2 separate regions of the Homo sapiens genome follow, and region 2 is linked to region 1. A link is a loop called in an ENCODE intact Hi-C map of the cell type or tissue named here. Cell type or tissue: mammary epithelial cell. All regions are shown on one strand.

Region 1 (8,000 bases):
GGTGATCTGTTCCCTAAAATCCTGTCCTAGAGGTGCTGATGCATAAGATTACTTCATCCATTCTGACAACCTCATCATGGTGTCATGTGCTCCGTAAGCCTGAGATTAGTGGGATTGTTACCCCATTACACCGGGTTTTACATACACAAGCATTTCCCTAGGGATGAAAAACTAAGTTCTAGAGTGACAGTGGCTTGCTCAAGGTCATATGTCTAATTCAGTAGTTCCAGGGACAATTGGATAATGTCTGGAGACATTTTTGGTTGTCACAACCAGGAGTTGCTACTGGCCTGTGGCCAGGGATATTGCTGAACATCCCACATTTCACAGGACAGCTCCCATAACAAAGAATTATCCAGACCAAGATGTAAATAACACTGAGGTTGTGAAGCCCTGGTCTAAATAATTAGCTAATCAAATTTCTTAACCAAAGCAGACTTACTTGTATCTTATGTATTAAAAAAATGATAAACATCTGGGACATCAAAATATTTTTGTTAAACAAATGTTGATTGTAATGGTGCTGATTCTACCAGAAAAATGTGTATTGATAGTTCACCATTGAAACAATAACTGAGTTGTTTTTCCTGTAAAGATGACCCTCTGCATGTAATCATTTACACATTCTCTCCCTTCCCTCCCCAATGGTAAGCATTTATAGAACAACTGGCTAGGGTGGCAGGTGCAAGGGTGACTCCCTATGACTGAGGAGAACCCCAAAATTTTGCTCTGAGTGGGCTCACCATGATCTCATTGGCATTATCTTTTGCCCTGTCCAATTCAAGTTGCTCAAACAATATACTGTGTCATGGACAGTTCCTGGGCTGTCCTTGAACCTGAAGGATTGCCTCAGCCATCTCAACCTTCTTCTCATAGCATCACCTCAAACCCAGGGCTGAAGTCTAGAAGCCGCATTGTCACTTCCTCATCTGTTAACCATCTCTGTGGGCTGGAGGCAATCCCACCTCAGACTGGGATCATTCAGGAGCAGACGGAATGCCTTCTAAAAGTTGAATCAGTTAGGGTCACTTATATGCAAGGCATTATGCTATATACTGTGAAATGTGCAAAAGAAATGTAACGGGTGGTCCTCATCTTGTGGGAATTGACAGTCTAAGAGAAAAATAATACATACACATGAAGAAATAACCAGTGATTCAAGGCAGAAAATTATACATTCTGAAGACAGTAAATGCTGTAGGAATTTAGAGGTGAGAAAGATGTCTCTGAATTGGGAGGGTCAGAGAAAGTTTTCCTGAAGGGTCACCCTGGCTTGGAAATGGATCTCATGGTGAAGTTAGAAGTTCAGTGGAGATAAAGAGGATTATGAAAGACATGCTTGAAAAATGGGGGGAAACCGGTCTGGCTGGGGTTGAGGCACTCAGTGGGAGAAAAATCAGAGATAAAGTTAGAAAGACAGGTTTGCCCGATTGTGACAGACCCTGATTACCAGGCTAAGGAAATGATACTTTGCTCTGTAGATAAATGGGGAGCTGGGAGGGCTTGTGAGACAAGGCCCCAGTGAACCCCCAAATCAGTTTCCTCTTTCCTCCATCCTGGCTTGTCTAAACGCATTGGTCTGGGAGCCAAGGATTCCAAATTTCTGTCAGTGCTGCCTCCTCCTGACCCACAGCTGTTCCAGGAAAGGTCATGGGAATTCAAGGACCTGAAGAAAGTCCCACATCTGACCTCAACTTGCTGTATGTTTCACTTTCTCAGTCTACAAAAATGAGCCCATTACCTTTATTTATCAAAGGACCAACAAAATTAGGATAACAGAACTTGGATCTGCTTTTGCTTGGAAGGGAACTCTCACGGGCTTTCCATTGGTATCCAGAGGCTGTGTGGAACTCCGGAAGGCAGAGAGGCTTGGCTCTGAAGGGTAGGCACCAATCCAGGCCCGGCCCTCCTCTCTCCCTTCCCCCTTCACTCCCTCCCAGCACAGGCGAGAGGAAGCAGCAGCTGTTGTCCTGTGGGGAAGACAGGCAGAGGTCCACCTGGCACTGTTGGGATTTTCACAACACCCGCCCCAACTTAAACACACACACAACAGCCTAAGGAGAAGCTGGGCCAACAGAAGTGACTTCGACGATAGAATGAGAAGGAAGCAGGGGTAGAGATTGCTGGTGTAAGGGACTTTTTCTTCCCTTCTGTCTTCTCTCCCACTGTTTTGTCTTCTGCTCTTGCTCTCTCTCTCAGAGTCTTTCTTCTCCTCCTGTGAAACTCCTGAACCAGTCCCTGGCCTGATGCCTGAATCTTTTTGTTCTTCCTAAACTTGTCCCCCTTCCTCCATCTTTTTCTGTTGCCCCATGAATGCAGTGAAGCCAAAATAGCAAAATCAGCCTACCAAGTACAAGGTGAAGCAGATCTTGGAAGCTGGATAATTTGGGCACACAAACAAAATCACCTCCCTTATCCAAATAATTGAGGCAAAACAAAGATTTCAGTTGAATTGCACGTATGGTAGGTACGACTCAATTTCGATTTTCATGTGCAAACTTAAAACCTTACTCTCTTTTCCCTTTGGACTGAAGCAGCAGGGCCATGTTTATTTCACTTTCACACAGTCCTAAGGCAGCCTTCTACGCAGCCCAGCATACTCGAGTTGAAGAGCAAACTAGGATAATTATAATATCAGGAAAACACAAGTGTAGAGGGAAATTTAAATCATGGCTTGAAAACATCCCACTCTAGGATAATGAGAAGTAGAAAGGAGACCAAGCTAGGCATTCAAATGAGCTTGCAGCCTTCCATCCAGCCTCCACTCCAAAGGCTAGACTGGCCTGTGCTGATACACATTTGATACACAGCCTGGTTTAAACCGTGGATTTTATCTCCTAACATTCATGTTTCTACGGCAGCAGGGGCATAATTCTCTATCCAGAACTTCTATCCAGAAGTTCAGCCTGCAAAGTTTGGGATACCTTAACAAAGAAGTGAACAGCTGCTCCCCCAACCAAGGCCTCGCTGAGGACAAACCAGAAGAGCCAGAGGCCTGTGTGAACTTGTTCTTGATTCTCTTTTGCCATCTAGTGGCATTTCTCATCTCCAGCACCACTTTTGCTTCTAAAGATCCTTCATCCTGACCCCCAACCCACAGCTGTGCTGTCCAGCTACTAAAATAATGTCCTCCTGGCCTCAAAACAAACTCCCCATCCTCCTGACTTAGAATCATAAATTCTGGACCAGAACACAAACTTTATGATCAGGATGGGTTGTGCGACTTCTCCACAGTTATAATCCACACAACAGCCAGGTAATCCTTTAAGCTGACACGTTCTTTATTCATCTACTTAGAACCCTTCCAGGGTTCCCTACTGTGCTTGGAGTAAAAGCCACAGGCCTTCAAATGGTCCGTAAGTCTTCCCAATGACCTGGTCTCTGGTCCCTCTCTGAACTCTCAGTTACCTGCTCCAGCCACACTGGACACACTGCTGTTCCTCCAACACCTCAGGCATCTGTCTGCTCTGGGGCTTTTGCAGTGCTAGTCTCTTCACTTGGAACATTCTTCCTCCGGATAATCACAAGTTCACTCTTATCTTCAAGTCTCTGCCCCAGAGTCAGCGATTTCAACGATGTTACGTAAAATTACTGACCACCAACCCCTATACTGTTCTACTTTTTTCCCTAGCCATTATCACTTTGAGCAAAGTATACGTATTTTTTTTTACTGTCTTTCTCCAATGGAATGTAAGCTCTACAAAGGCAGGGACTTTTGTCTTTGTTTTTTGTTGTTGTTTGTTTGTTTGTTTGTTTGTTTTTTGAGACAGGGTCTCACTCTGTGACCCAGGCTGGAGTGCAGTGGTGCAATCATGATTTTCACTGCAGATTTTATCTCTCAAGCTCAAGCAATCCTCCCTCCTCAGCCTCTGGAGTAGCTGGGACCACAGGCATGCACCACCATGCCTGGCTAATTTTTCAAATTTTTTATAGAGACAGGGTTTCGCCACATTGCCCAGGCTGGTCTTGAATTCGTGGCCTTAGGCAATCCTCCTGCCATGGCCTCCCAAAGTGCTAGGATTACAGGTGTGGGCCACCGTACCTGGCCATTTTTGCCTTTTTTGTTCAGTGATATATCCCAAGTATCTTGACACTTAGTAGATGCTCGATAAATGTTTGTTGACCACATGAATGAAGCATGCCCAAGATTCTGAGATTGCCTACTACTTACAGGTAAATTCTGAAAACAAAAATATTCCTCATCTCAGTTTTACAGGCCTTCTCACCCACAGAGGGTGATGCTTCTCTGCCTTGGTGTCTCGGTTCTCCTGAGTGTCATATTCCAAGCTCACAAGAGCTTGGAGTAGCACTGACCCAGATGCTCCACACAGCTGTAACCACCACAAGGAACAGGACATACAAGGTGAAGGAAGCACTAAGGCAGGATGTCGAGAGCAGCAACAGCATTTTAAACACAAACATTTGGGCAGTATTAAATTTTTGCAATTTTCAATAAAAAAGGGAGGGAACAAGTGAAATTGAGAGGTGTTGGCTGCCTTCTCCAGCTAAAGCCATGTGGCCTTGGTTGGTACCTGGAACTGGAGAGGCCTGTGAATCATTGTGGAATGGCTTCGCTATTGGGGATGGTGCCAGGCCTCGTGACAGTGATGATTCATTCACCCACTTCCCTCGTGTCTGTTCCATCTCCTCCGAAAGATAACCAGTATCTCCAGATGACAAGGAACCAGACAAAGCATCTTTCTAGGCTGTCCTATCTGTGCCTCAGGTCAGAGAAGAAGCAACCCTTAACACCACAGTGATTGACTCTTCCCAGGATCAAGGGCCAGAAGTGTATATGAGAGGATATGAATGACAACTCTTCCTGAAATTGATTTCAGTTGACACCTGGGTCAGGTGCTCTATTAAAGAGTCATTAAAATCATGTGGCCAGGGAACAAATACAGTCTTCGAATGTGACGATTCAAGCTTCCTCATTGCTGAACATGTTTAGGCAGGTACAGGCATCCTTAGGTGTCCACGTATTTGGGACATGTAAGTGGAGAGGCATGAACCTGATTCATTTCCTGATCCAGTGATGCTCCCAGCCCACCCCCAAACAGACACAGCGTAGCCCGGGCCAGCTCTTAAGGAGTTCAGGAGTGAGAAGAGGCCCTCAGAGATCTGACAGCCTAGGAGTGCGTGGACACCACCTCAGCCCACTGAGCAGGAGTCACAGCACGAAGACCAAGCGCAAAGGTGAGGCTGTGGCAGGATCTGGGGAGGAGTGAGGACAGAGAAGGAGGGATGGGTTCTGATCCTGAGAGTACACTCAGGTGAGCGATAAAATGGATAAAGGAGGGACTGGATTTAGGGGAGATGAGGACACGCATTGGGGAAAGGGGAGAGTGATGTTGGGGATGGAGGCAAAAAATGAAAAAGAATGGGAACACAGACGAGATGGGAATCGGGAGAGGATGAGACACAGACACAGGAACATGGAGACACAAAAGGGATGAGACTTAAGGGAAAGGGGAGAGGACAAAGAGTGACAGGCAACAGGGACAGAATGAAGGGAACAGAAATACAAGATGAGAGATGGGGCCACAGGGTTGTTGTTGGGGCTGCAGTGGATGTGGACACACAGAAGAAGAGGCAGAGATGAGACACAAAGTGAGGAAAGGAGACAACCGAGTAGGGAGATGGGTGACTAGCTCATATGAGCAGGTATAAGAGGACTAATTTCTCAACTGAACACCTCTGTCCCAGCGACCCCTGCCCTCCATCCTGACTGCTCCTCCTAAGAGAGATGGCACCGGCCAGAGCAGGATTCTGCCCCCTTCTGCTGCTTCTGCTGCTGGGGCTGTGGGTGGCAGAGATCCCAGTCAGTGCCAAGCCCAAGGGCATGACCTCATCACAGTGGTTTAAAATTCAGCACATGCAGCCCAGCCCTCAAGCATGCAACTCAGCCATGAAAAACATTAACAAGCACACAAAACGGTGCAAAGACCTCAACACCTTCCTGCACGAGCCTTTCTCCAGTGTGGCCGCCACCTGCCAGACCCCCAAAATAGCCTGCAAGAATGGCGATAAAAACTGCCACCAGAGCCACGGGGCCGTGTCCCTGACCATGTGTAAGCTCACCTCAGGGAAGCATCCGAACTGCAGGTACAAAGAGAAGCGACAGAACAAGTCTTACGTAGTGGCCTGTAAGCCTCCCCAGAAAAAGGACTCTCAGCAATTCCACCTGGTTCCTGTACACTTGGACAGAGTCCTTTAGGTTTCCAGACTGGCTTGCTCTTTGGCTGACCTTCAATTCCCTCTCCAGGACTCCGCACCACTCCCCTACACCCAGAGCATTCTCTTCCCCTCATCTCTTGGGGCTGTTCCTGGTTCAGCCTCTGCTGGGAGGCTGAAGCTGACACTCTGGTGAGCTGAGCTCTAGAGGGATGGCTTTTCATCTTTTTGTTGCTGTTTTCCCAGATGCTTATCCCCAAGAAACAGCAAGCTCAGGTCTGTGGGTTCCCTGGTCTATGCCATTGCACATGTCTCCCCTGCCCCCTGGCATTAGGGCAGCATGACAAGGAGAGGAAATAAATGGAAAGGGGGCATATGGGATTTGTGGACACAGCTGTTTCTGTTCCTGAACTAGAAGTCTTCCCCAGCTCTGACGTGGCAGTGAGGTGACCTGAAGGAAAGAAAAATATAAATAAATACCACTTCATATTTGTATAGAATCCTCTAATCCCTTGTGACATAGACTTGACAGGGATTGTATGCCTTCTTTATGGATGAGGAAATTAAGGTTTTAGAAAGCTTAATGAATTAAAGAGCTTGTCTAATTAGTTAGTAGCAGAACCTGGACTTGAACCTAGGTCTCCTTGCTCTAAATACAGTGTACCTTCTACTCTACCAGTTGCGCAAGAAAGAAGTCACTGTTACAGAGGCAAGCGGTGAACTAGGTAAGAGTTCACTCATGAAGAAACGAGTGCTCTGAAGAGCCAGTTACCCTGTGTTGGCTGCAATAAAGGTCATTACCTCTCTAGCCAAGAGATTGTTTATGAGGTGCTCTGGCATTTTATTCCTTCTCTCTCTTCCTCTCTAACTGCCCCTCCCGTTTCTCTAGACCACTGCTCTTCCAACCTAGGCCCTGGACCTGGCTCTGGCCAGATCCCCTTGGCCTGAAGACATAAGGTAAAGGGAGTGTCTGAGCTTCATCCCCCAGATCCAGGATCACATTTCCTTTGACCTTAAGGGACTTCCGTGGCCCTGAGCCTGCTTGTCACAAACAGGCTGGTGGGAGCTGCCAGAGCTTCCTTCCTCCTGATAATGATCTCCCCTGCCTCATTGCTACCCTGGCTCTCCACTCTGGCAGTCTGCCCAGGCCTGAGGGGTTGAGATGCGAAAATGCCATTTCCCTGTCCCCCTGGGCTACAGATACCATTTCTCTCGTTCTGGGGACTGGAGCTGGAGAAGGTATGGCTTGGTATTGGCCAGTCCTGATGGTCTCTCCAACATTGCTTGACCAGCACCATCCCCTTCTTTCTTCCTTTATCTCAGTCCCAAACAAGCTGCATTGTGTCCCATGCCTGTTCTATTTCAAACCCAAATTCATTATAAGACATTCCCAACCCTGCTGAGGATTCCACTCTACCTATCCCTCCCCATCAACTCCTGTGCTTTTTTACTACTGACCAGAGTCAGAGTAAGCTTTGGAGCCAGACAGAATCAGGTGTAAATCCTGACTCCCGTCTACATGACCTCGAACAATTGGCTTGTCTGTTTCTCTACAGCAAAATGTGAGGAATCCTACCTGCCAAATAGGATTCCAGGTAAAGATGTGGAAATGCTATCTATGAAACGCTTGTCAGCCCCAAGTACTGACAGGTGTTAGATCATAACTAGTAGTAGCAATATCCATCTTTGGAAAACACGCAGACCAAGGCAAATACCCCCACTAAGGTCTCCCGAGAGACTTCCTTCTGCCAGAGTGATGATCATGAGTGGGTTAGAGGACAAGCCCGCAGGCAGAGTCCTGGGAGGGCAGCCAGGTTGTCTGAGAT
Region 2 (8,000 bases), 51 kb after region 1:
TCCTACAACGAGGCTGGGAACAATGTGATCTCTTTGGCTGCTTTCTGGATGGGCTTTTCTGATCATTCAACCCCAGGGGGGTTGGGGGAAAACTGTGAACTTGTGCTCCCAGCTGAGGCTACAGTCTGGATTTATTATCTTGTCTACCTTTCTCCTCTCCCCGGGACCTGGCTAAGAGGCATCAAGGTCATAGGTTAAAAGGAATCTTAAATAAGGAGTATAGTGCTGGGGTGGATGGAAAGGGGAGAATGCCAATGGCCTGGCTTGGACTTGGGTTAAAATGGCAAAACTCAGGCCAGGTAAGGTGGCTCATACCTGTAATCCCAGACTTTCAGAGGCTGAGGTGGGAGGATCACTTGAGCCCAGGAATTCAAGACCAGCCTGGGCAACATAGTGAGACTCCATCTCTACAAAAAAAAAAAAATTAAATTAGCCGGACTTTTGAGGGGTGCGCACCTATAGTCCCAGCTACTCGAGAGGCTGAAGCAGGAGGATCTCTTGAGCCCAGGAGGTTGAGACTTCAGTGAGCCATGTTTGTGCCACTGCACTCCAACCTGGGCAACAGTGAGCACCTGTCTCTAAAAAAATAAAAGTAAATAGCAAAATTCAAGGATTTTGGGTAGGAAAGAGAGGTGAATTGACAGGCTTGTGGGGAGGAATGGAGGAAAAGAGAGAGAAAGACAAGAAATATGTCCCTAAATTCACTGTAGCTTCTCTCCCCCCAGAGTCATGCTCGAGCCCTGAGTGACCCCACCACGCCTCTGTGACCTGGGTGAGTCAGCATCCCCAATTTCTACCACATCCAGCACTCCTACCATCTTGCATGTACCTTCCTTCCTGTCCCCGGCTACTTGGGAGTCAGCTTCTTCCCTCTCCCAACTCATCTCCCTCTTCTCTCCTGGCTTCTAGAGAAGATCCAGAACTTGCGTGCAGCTTCTCCTCTCAGCACACTTTGGGCTGGGATGGCAGTGGGGCATAATGGAGCCCTGGGCGATCGCTGAATTTCTTCCCTCTGCTTCCTGGACACAGAGGAGGTCTAACGACCAGAGTATTGCCCTGCCACCACTATCTCTAGTCTCCCTAGCTTGGTGCCTTCTCCTGCAGGAGTCAGAGCAGCCACATTGCTTGCCTTCATACCCTGGAGGTGGGGAAGTTATCCCTCTTCCGGTGCTTTCCCATCCTGGGCCACTGTATCCAGGACATCACTCCCATGCCAGCCCTCCCTGGCAGCCCATGTTCTCCTCTTTTCTCACCCCCTGACTTTCCCTGAGAAGAATCATCTCTGCCAGGTCAACTGGAGTCCCTGGTGACTCCATTCTGAGGTGTCACAAGCAATGAAGCTATGCAAACAATAGGAGGGTGTGACAGGGGAACCGTAGACTTTATATATGTAATTACTGTTATTATAATACTATTGTTATATTAAATGTATTTACTCACACTTTGCCTCTAAGGAGCTAGAGTAGTCCTCTGGATTAAGGTGATAAATAACTTGAGCACTTTCCCTCAACCAGCCCTTAACTAGAACACAGAAAATAAAACCAAGACTGGAAGGTCCCCTCTACCCCTCCCAGGCCCAGAGCTAGCTGACTGTGTATGAGCCTGGGAGAATGTGTCTCCTCCACAGTGGCTCCCAGAGGTTCCACACACTCTCTGAAGCTCCTTCTCCCACACTGCACCTACTCCTTGAGGCTGAACTGGTCACAGACAAACTGGGATCCAGCACAGTCCAGCAGTTCTCAAAATGAGGTCCTCAGGCCACAGTGCGTGAGAACTTGCTTGGCTGTTTGTTAAATGCTAATTCTTGGGCCCCATCAGAGCTACTGCATCGAAACCTGGGGGTAAAACCCAATATTCTGCATTTCTTATCAAACTCTTTGGGTGATAACTAAGTGTCTGAAGAGGTGACTATTTCCTGACAGAAGGACCCAAAGAGGGAAGCAGGACATAGGTAGGCAGACAGACACAGGGCCCTGTGCCTCAAGACACCTGTTTATTGGGGACACGACTCTGCAATAGGGATGACAGGAATCGTACCAAAAATAGCGACGTCTACAGGGCCCCTGATGGGGCTAGAAGGGTACAGTGCCCCCCACCCTCACCCCTTGTACAAAAATAAACTCTCACGCCTATGGACCAGCAAAGACTGGCAGAGTGGCTCCTCAACAGGGACACAAACCTTCTCTGCCAGCCCAGGGACCCCGTTCTTTGACCCTCACCTCTGCCACTTCTAAGGCACTGTGACTCCCTTGGGCTGGGTGGGTACCGCCAGCCCACCCTCCTACGCCCGCCGCGCCTTCCACCTCTGGTCCGCCTGGGGCTGGGATATGGGTCCCACGCTGCCCCCTGCTGGCTTCTCTACCCAACTACCTCTAGCGCTCCCCCGCTCCGGCGGGGTAAGCTCACTAAGCTAATCGCCCCTGAGGGCCCACTACCGTTCTTGCCCCCCCAGCCCTGCCTCTCCGGGTCTGGACAGCCCGGAGCCCTCCTCCCCTTCCTGCGAAGGACTGGGAGGGGTCTCTCCTGATGGTACTCGGGCATAGGGCGGGGACGCGTCAGCCTGGGGTGGCCGGCGGCCCCTAGCCCGGCGGCTGTGGTGCACTTGAAGGTGCAAGGCCATGAGCTCTGGGGCTCCAGTGGCGAACGGGCAGAAGAGGCAGCGGTGGAGGGCACCCCCAGGCCCGGCCTCGCCTCCCGGCCCTGCCCGCAAGGACAGGTCCAGGGGTTCGGCCTCACCGCCTCGCCCGTTGCGCAGGGTCCTCCCAGGGCTGGCGGGCTTCCGACGGGACCCCGGCCCAGCACCGCTAGAAGGAGGCCGGGGACTTGAGGCGCCCTCCACCCAGGTCGCAGGCTGCGGAGACGGCTTGGCTCCAGATTGCGGGGCCGAACCCCGCTGGGAAGGAGGCGGTGGCTCCGGGGGTGGCCCGGGGCCGGCCCCGCTCCTCTGCTCCCGGTGGTGGCGCTGTAGGTGATACTTGAGCGAGCCGGACTGGGTGCCCGCGTAGTCGCAGTGCGGACACTTGTAGGGCCGCTCGCCTGGGGAGAGTGGGTGCGATAGGGTCACGGGGTCACGATGACTGCACGCACCCACCCGAATTTCGCCCAATTTACAGACCTCATTCTCAGAACCAAGAAAGGGCACTGCGTCTCCCACCCACTTTGATTTAATAAAGGAGCGTTTCCCAAGTGATCTCATCCAGCCAAACTGAAGGCTTCGGAACAAACTTCACCTCCTAGTGTTTCGGTAGCCCTCACCTTTCTGCCCGCCCCCAGTCCCCTCTCCACGCCGGAGGCTGCCTCCCTCACCTGTGTGCACTCGCAGATGCACTTTGAGGTGATGTGCTGAGCGGAAAGATTTTCCGCAGAAAGGACAATCCTTGCCGGTGGCGCCCCGGCCCCCTTCAGGCCGGGTCCCTCCAACCAACAGCCCATTCTCTTCTGCAACACATACGTTAAGAGGAAGTCAGGGGGGCCCACACCCTGTCCAGGTGCCGCGCACCCACCCCACACCCATCCCATAGGGCTGCTTCCCCTCGGGGTCCAGGAGGAAACAAAGTCTGAGGGGTTAGATTTGTTGTGACTAAAGAGTTAAGTGTTCTCAAATGATGGCAAAGCCTCCAGGAAAACAAAACAAAACAAAACAAAAAAACTCAGGAGAAATTAAACGTAAGTTCTTTTAACAAGGAAGCTACGAGGGAGTGGCGGCGTAAGAGTCAGAGGAGGACGCGGCGTACCCGGAGAGCGGAGGGTACCTACATACCCTGCGTGGCGGTCGATCTTGCCTGGGCCCCAGCAGCAGAGGCAGAGTGCCCCGGTCCCTCACCCGGGCGCGGGTGCAGGGAAGCCAGAGAGCCCAGCGACCTGCCCCGGGCCCAGGTTTCCTCCTCGGCCTCCACCACCTCCTCTTCTTCCTCAGGCTCCTCCGCACGGTGCCGGCGAGCCCGGGCCGGGAGAGCAGAGGACAGCGGGCGGAAGCCTCCGAAGCTGCGGCCGGGACCGGGCTCAGCACCCTCGCCGTTGGGCCGGCCCTCGCCAGCTCGCAGGCTCAGGTAGCCCAAGAGGCTCGGGGGCTCACGGCGCTCGGCCGGGGTGGGAGCCGGGGCCAAGAGGAGCGCTGGGCCCAACGGCTCATAGGCCAGCAGGCCGAGGTCAGGAGGCTGGGGGGCGCGGGCAGGCCCGGAGGCAGGCCCCGGGGCACGCAGTGGGCCCAGCTTGCTGGCGTGCACCTTCATGTGGTTCTTAAGGAACCAGGGCTCCTTGAAGCAGCGGCCGCACACCGGACACGCATGATCGAAGGAGGCCTTGTGCTTACGCATGTGGCCCTTGAGAAACCAAGACTGTGTAAAGCTCTGGCCGCACACTTGGCAGCGGAACTCCGGAGGCGCTGGGGGCTCCTCGGGAGCGGCAGGAGCTGGGGTCGGGGTTGCCTCACGTTCGGGCTCCGGCTCCGGCTCCGGCTGGGGGACTGATCTGGGTTCGGGCTGGGGTGGAGGCTGAGGCTGAGGCTGAGGCGGAGGCGCAGCGGAGGTGGCCGCCAGGGGACGCTCGGGAGCCCCGTGGGCCGTCAGGCTGTGGTGCAGCAGCTCCTCCTCCTGGCTGGAGCCGAAACTGCACAGGCCGCACTTCCAGGGCCTATGCAGGATGTGCAGGTGGCGTTCGCGCTCCGCCGAGGTGCGAAACTTGCCTTTGCAGTAGGGGCAACGGAAGGCGGACGATGAAGGAGCCTGGGGCCGCGCCAGACCCTCAGTGGCAGGGGTGGCCTGCATGCCCCCTGAGCTTCGGGCTCTCCCCAGTCGGGCCTCGCGTAGTAGCGCGCGCTCTTCCAACTCCAGCAACAGGCGTGCAGCAGGACTACGTGGGCGCTCGGGCTGGTGTGTGCGCAGGTGCGAGCGCAGCAGAGCCCGCTGCGCCGCGCGGTGGCCGCAGTGAGGGCACTGGAAGGCCTGGGCTCCTGGGTGCGCCCGCAGGTGCAAAGCAAGGATAGAGTTGAAGCGGAAGCGCTTCCCGCATACAGGGCAGGGGAAGCGCCGTTCGCCTGCACGACTCTCAGACCAGCTCACCGCTCCCATCCCGAGCGACCCTGCGCTCACGGCTGGCCCGTTGGAGTATCGCTGCAGATCCAGCTCGCCGTCGAAAGCCGGCGGCGACGGCGCTAAGTGGCCGCTCGGGGCGCGGGGACGTGAGCCCTGTGGAGAAAGATCTGCGTAGAGCAAAGGGTGAAGGTAGAGCTGTAAAGGAAGCAAGGGCGTCGCCTCGAGGGCCAGAAGGACAACACGAGGGAAGGTGGGCTGGGGCCTGAACTAGGAACACAGGGTGCTACTCACCTCGGGAAGATGGGGTGGGGGGAGGTGTATGGGAATCGAGATGTCAGGGCCAAGGAGTTAACTTCTAATAATGGGAGGTCAAAGAGAGAGAGAGGTAGGCAGGAGAGGGAGTATACAGTTGTAGGTACTTGTAGGTTGAAGCCAGAGCTTCACTCACCTCCATGGACCCCCTTCACATTCTTTGGTTCTGGGAAGTGCAGGGAAGAGGAGGAAAAGCTGCTAATGAAGGCAACAGGTGCTGTGGAGCTAAAGCAAGAGACAGATTTGGAGGAAAAGATGAGCCCTAGTTTTCAGCAGTAAAGTCACTCCCTACCCCCAGACTCTCAGCATTCTGTATTCCCAAAACCAATCCATTCTCCCTACTTGCTTCTTGAGGCACGAAGGGGCTGCTATACTCAAAAACTGTACCTCTTGACTTGCCAAGCCTACAAGCCTCCCAGATAATCCAGATTTCTTCCCCAAATTCTATATTTTAAATGCATGGTCCAGAACAACCACAGCTACCACCCCACCCCCTGGCGGTGGGGAAGACCATCACAATATGCCCCTCTCCCATGTAGGTTGGGCTATGCAGTGTGGTGAGCAAATGAGGTGGGCTTGCCATGCTCCCCATTTATCCAAGTGGGACCAGTTGCTCTGAGATCCCTAACTGAGCAGCCAGCCAAACATCCTTCCAGGTTCCACAGTGCTTCCTTCTGCCCTTACCCTGTCTTTCTGTCTTTCCCCCCTCATTCTCCCTCCCTCCGCCTGGATTCCTGATCCATTCATTTCCATTCATTACAGAGACTCATTCATGCATGGGAGAGAAACACCTCCCAGCAGCAGAGTCTGAAGACAGACAGAGGGGGAGGGGCATGAAGGGGGAGGGAGCCAGAGGGAGAGGGAATGAAGAGAGAGTTGGGGGAGGAGTGGAAGTTAAGGGGCACAGCTAGCCTGGGGAAGGGGCTAAAAACTGCAAATACCGTATAGGATTCATCCCCTTGTTTCAAACCTTGGAGCCTGCAGTATGATGGGGCATCTGAGCCCCTTTGTCCAGGGCTGTTCCGAGGCAGGCTTTCCTCCTCTCTGCAGGGGAGAGGCTCCCTCACACAAGAGGAGGATTACACTGGCTCTGAGCTCAAGAGGCTGGAGTGAGGGACGGGGGGCGGGGCTGGGCCATCTGCACAGATAGGGACTCAGCACATGCTCTGAGCAGGAAAGGGTTAAAATTCTCCAGGCTAAAATTCCCTAGGCCTGGGACTTGCAGAGCTCCAGTGCTGGGGAAGGAGAAGATCATTGAGAGGAAGAGGATAGGGGTTGGGGGGGGGGGCGGGTGCTGATCCTAAGCTGCAGAGGAGTTTAGCATGAGGACTTAGAAGAAACCCCAGAATCAAGATTCATGGAAACAGACCTGGGAGGATGACCAGAAGTCATCTAGTCTACCTTTCTGCCTCATATAGAATAGTATCTGGTCAAGGCTAAATGAATGTGGGTCTAACCTTTTTTTTTTTTTTTTTTTGTCTAAGAAAGGATATTTGAGATATAAAGAACTTCCTTACAATAGGCATCACAAAACTGAAATGGGTTACTGAGAAAGAAAAAGATGCAAGCATTACTTTGCCTAAGGATCTTTAATAGAAAAGAACTGTGCCAGGAGTCAACCTGCCTGTCAGCAGAGAGAAAAGGCTCTGGAGGTCCAAGGCTTCTTTAATTTTTGACATTTAGTGGATGTGGTAAAACTCCATGAAGGGGCAGGTACCTGTTACATGTGGAATCTGGGCTATAGGATTATTATTAGCAGATGATTAATTAACAAAGTGTCCTTGTCCAAGGGTCACTAGACGACCTCCACTACCACTTAATATGTGTATTTCTGTAGCTTCAAATTAGGGCACCCACTCTCATCCTCTGGATCCTTTCCTGGGACTAAGAGCCTAGCCAGGCTTACTGAATAGTGTCACAAAAGGTGAATTAGAATAGGACTGAAGGGTACAAGGCTATTGTAGGCCTAGTCTGAACATTGATAACCCTACAACCTTTACTAAATCACTTAACCTCCCAGTTTACTCATCAGTAAAATAAGGGGATTGGACTAATTTATAGTGTTAGTCCCTTCCTGCTCGAAAAAAGTTTGTGATTCTAAGTCACAGGACTCTTTTGGACCCCAGAGAGATGTTAAAACAAATGGTCATCCCTTCAGTACCATGGAGAGTGCAGTGGGCTACCACAGAAGCCACTTGGGCCACCTCAGTACCATAGATAGAGCTATGAGGTGCTAGAGGGGCTGTTTGCCATTTTAGCATCGCAGATACAACACAGAAAAGCTAGAGCATTTTTTTTTCGTTCCTATCTGAAAACCATAGAAAAAAACCCAGTGGTACCAGAGGGATTATTTTGGCCTTTTAGATGTCACTGAAAATAGAAAGAGCTAATAGAAAATAGATGTAACTAGAAGAATTTTAATTAGCTATAAGGAGCATCCTGACAGTTACAGTTTGTACATCCTGGAATGAGTTACTGAGGCATCATATTTGGGTCCATCACATTCTGTTGCTCTCCTGGGGATTCCCGGAACATCCTGGTGTACAGCCAATCTGGTATATTCAGAGGAAGCAGATGGTGGAGGCGTGGGGCGGGGGGGCTGGGAATACTGCATGGTCATAGCTGACTAACCTATGGGCACATACTCTCATTCTG

The links. A loop is a pair of places that touch in the nucleus more often than their neighbours do. Peaks named below come from ENCODE experiments on the same cell type or tissue, not always from the same donor. Only the 100,000 strongest peaks of a DNase experiment are listed, where the experiment ranks them.
Region 2: it touches region 1 in a loop (6-fold over the local background); 9 of 110 quality-filtered maps call a loop at or near these places.

What each region holds. Positions count from the first base shown.
Region 1 is chr14:21,037,247-21,045,246 of GRCh38, forward strand. It overlaps RNASE7 (ribonuclease A family member 7), which reads left to right and starts at 5,116. Exons shown (of 2, transcript NM_032572.4): 1 at 5,116-5,196; 2 at 5,707-6,987. The coding sequence starts at 5,747. The coding sequence ends at 6,217. It also overlaps a transcript of NDRG2 not described here. RefSeq lists a silencer at 1,892-2,056. In mammary epithelial cell, a CTCF peak has its summit at 3,034 (motif pointing left); DNase peaks (open chromatin) are centred at 3,015, 4,635 and 4,955; H3K4me3 peaks cover 972 bases; H3K27ac peaks cover 2,468 bases.
Region 2 is chr14:21,088,105-21,096,104 of GRCh38, forward strand. It overlaps ARHGEF40 (Rho guanine nucleotide exchange factor 40), which reads left to right. Exons shown (of 24, transcript NM_018071.5): 23 at 726-772; 24 at 910-2,144. The coding sequence ends at 767. ZNF219 (zinc finger protein 219) reads right to left here. Exons shown (of 5, transcript NM_016423.3): 2 at 5,482-5,570; 3 at 3,761-5,186; 4 at 3,307-3,438; 5 at 1,973-3,036. The coding sequence starts at 5,487. The coding sequence ends at 2,432. Among named protein-coding and RNA genes, the nearest start is that of ZNF219, 6.6 kb to the right of the region's middle. RefSeq lists enhancers at 2,175-3,020, 3,021-3,865 and silencers at 4,470-4,679, 4,826-5,120. In mammary epithelial cell, CTCF peaks have their summits at 2,357 (motif pointing left) and 4,563 (motif pointing right); a DNase peak (open chromatin) is centred at 4,597.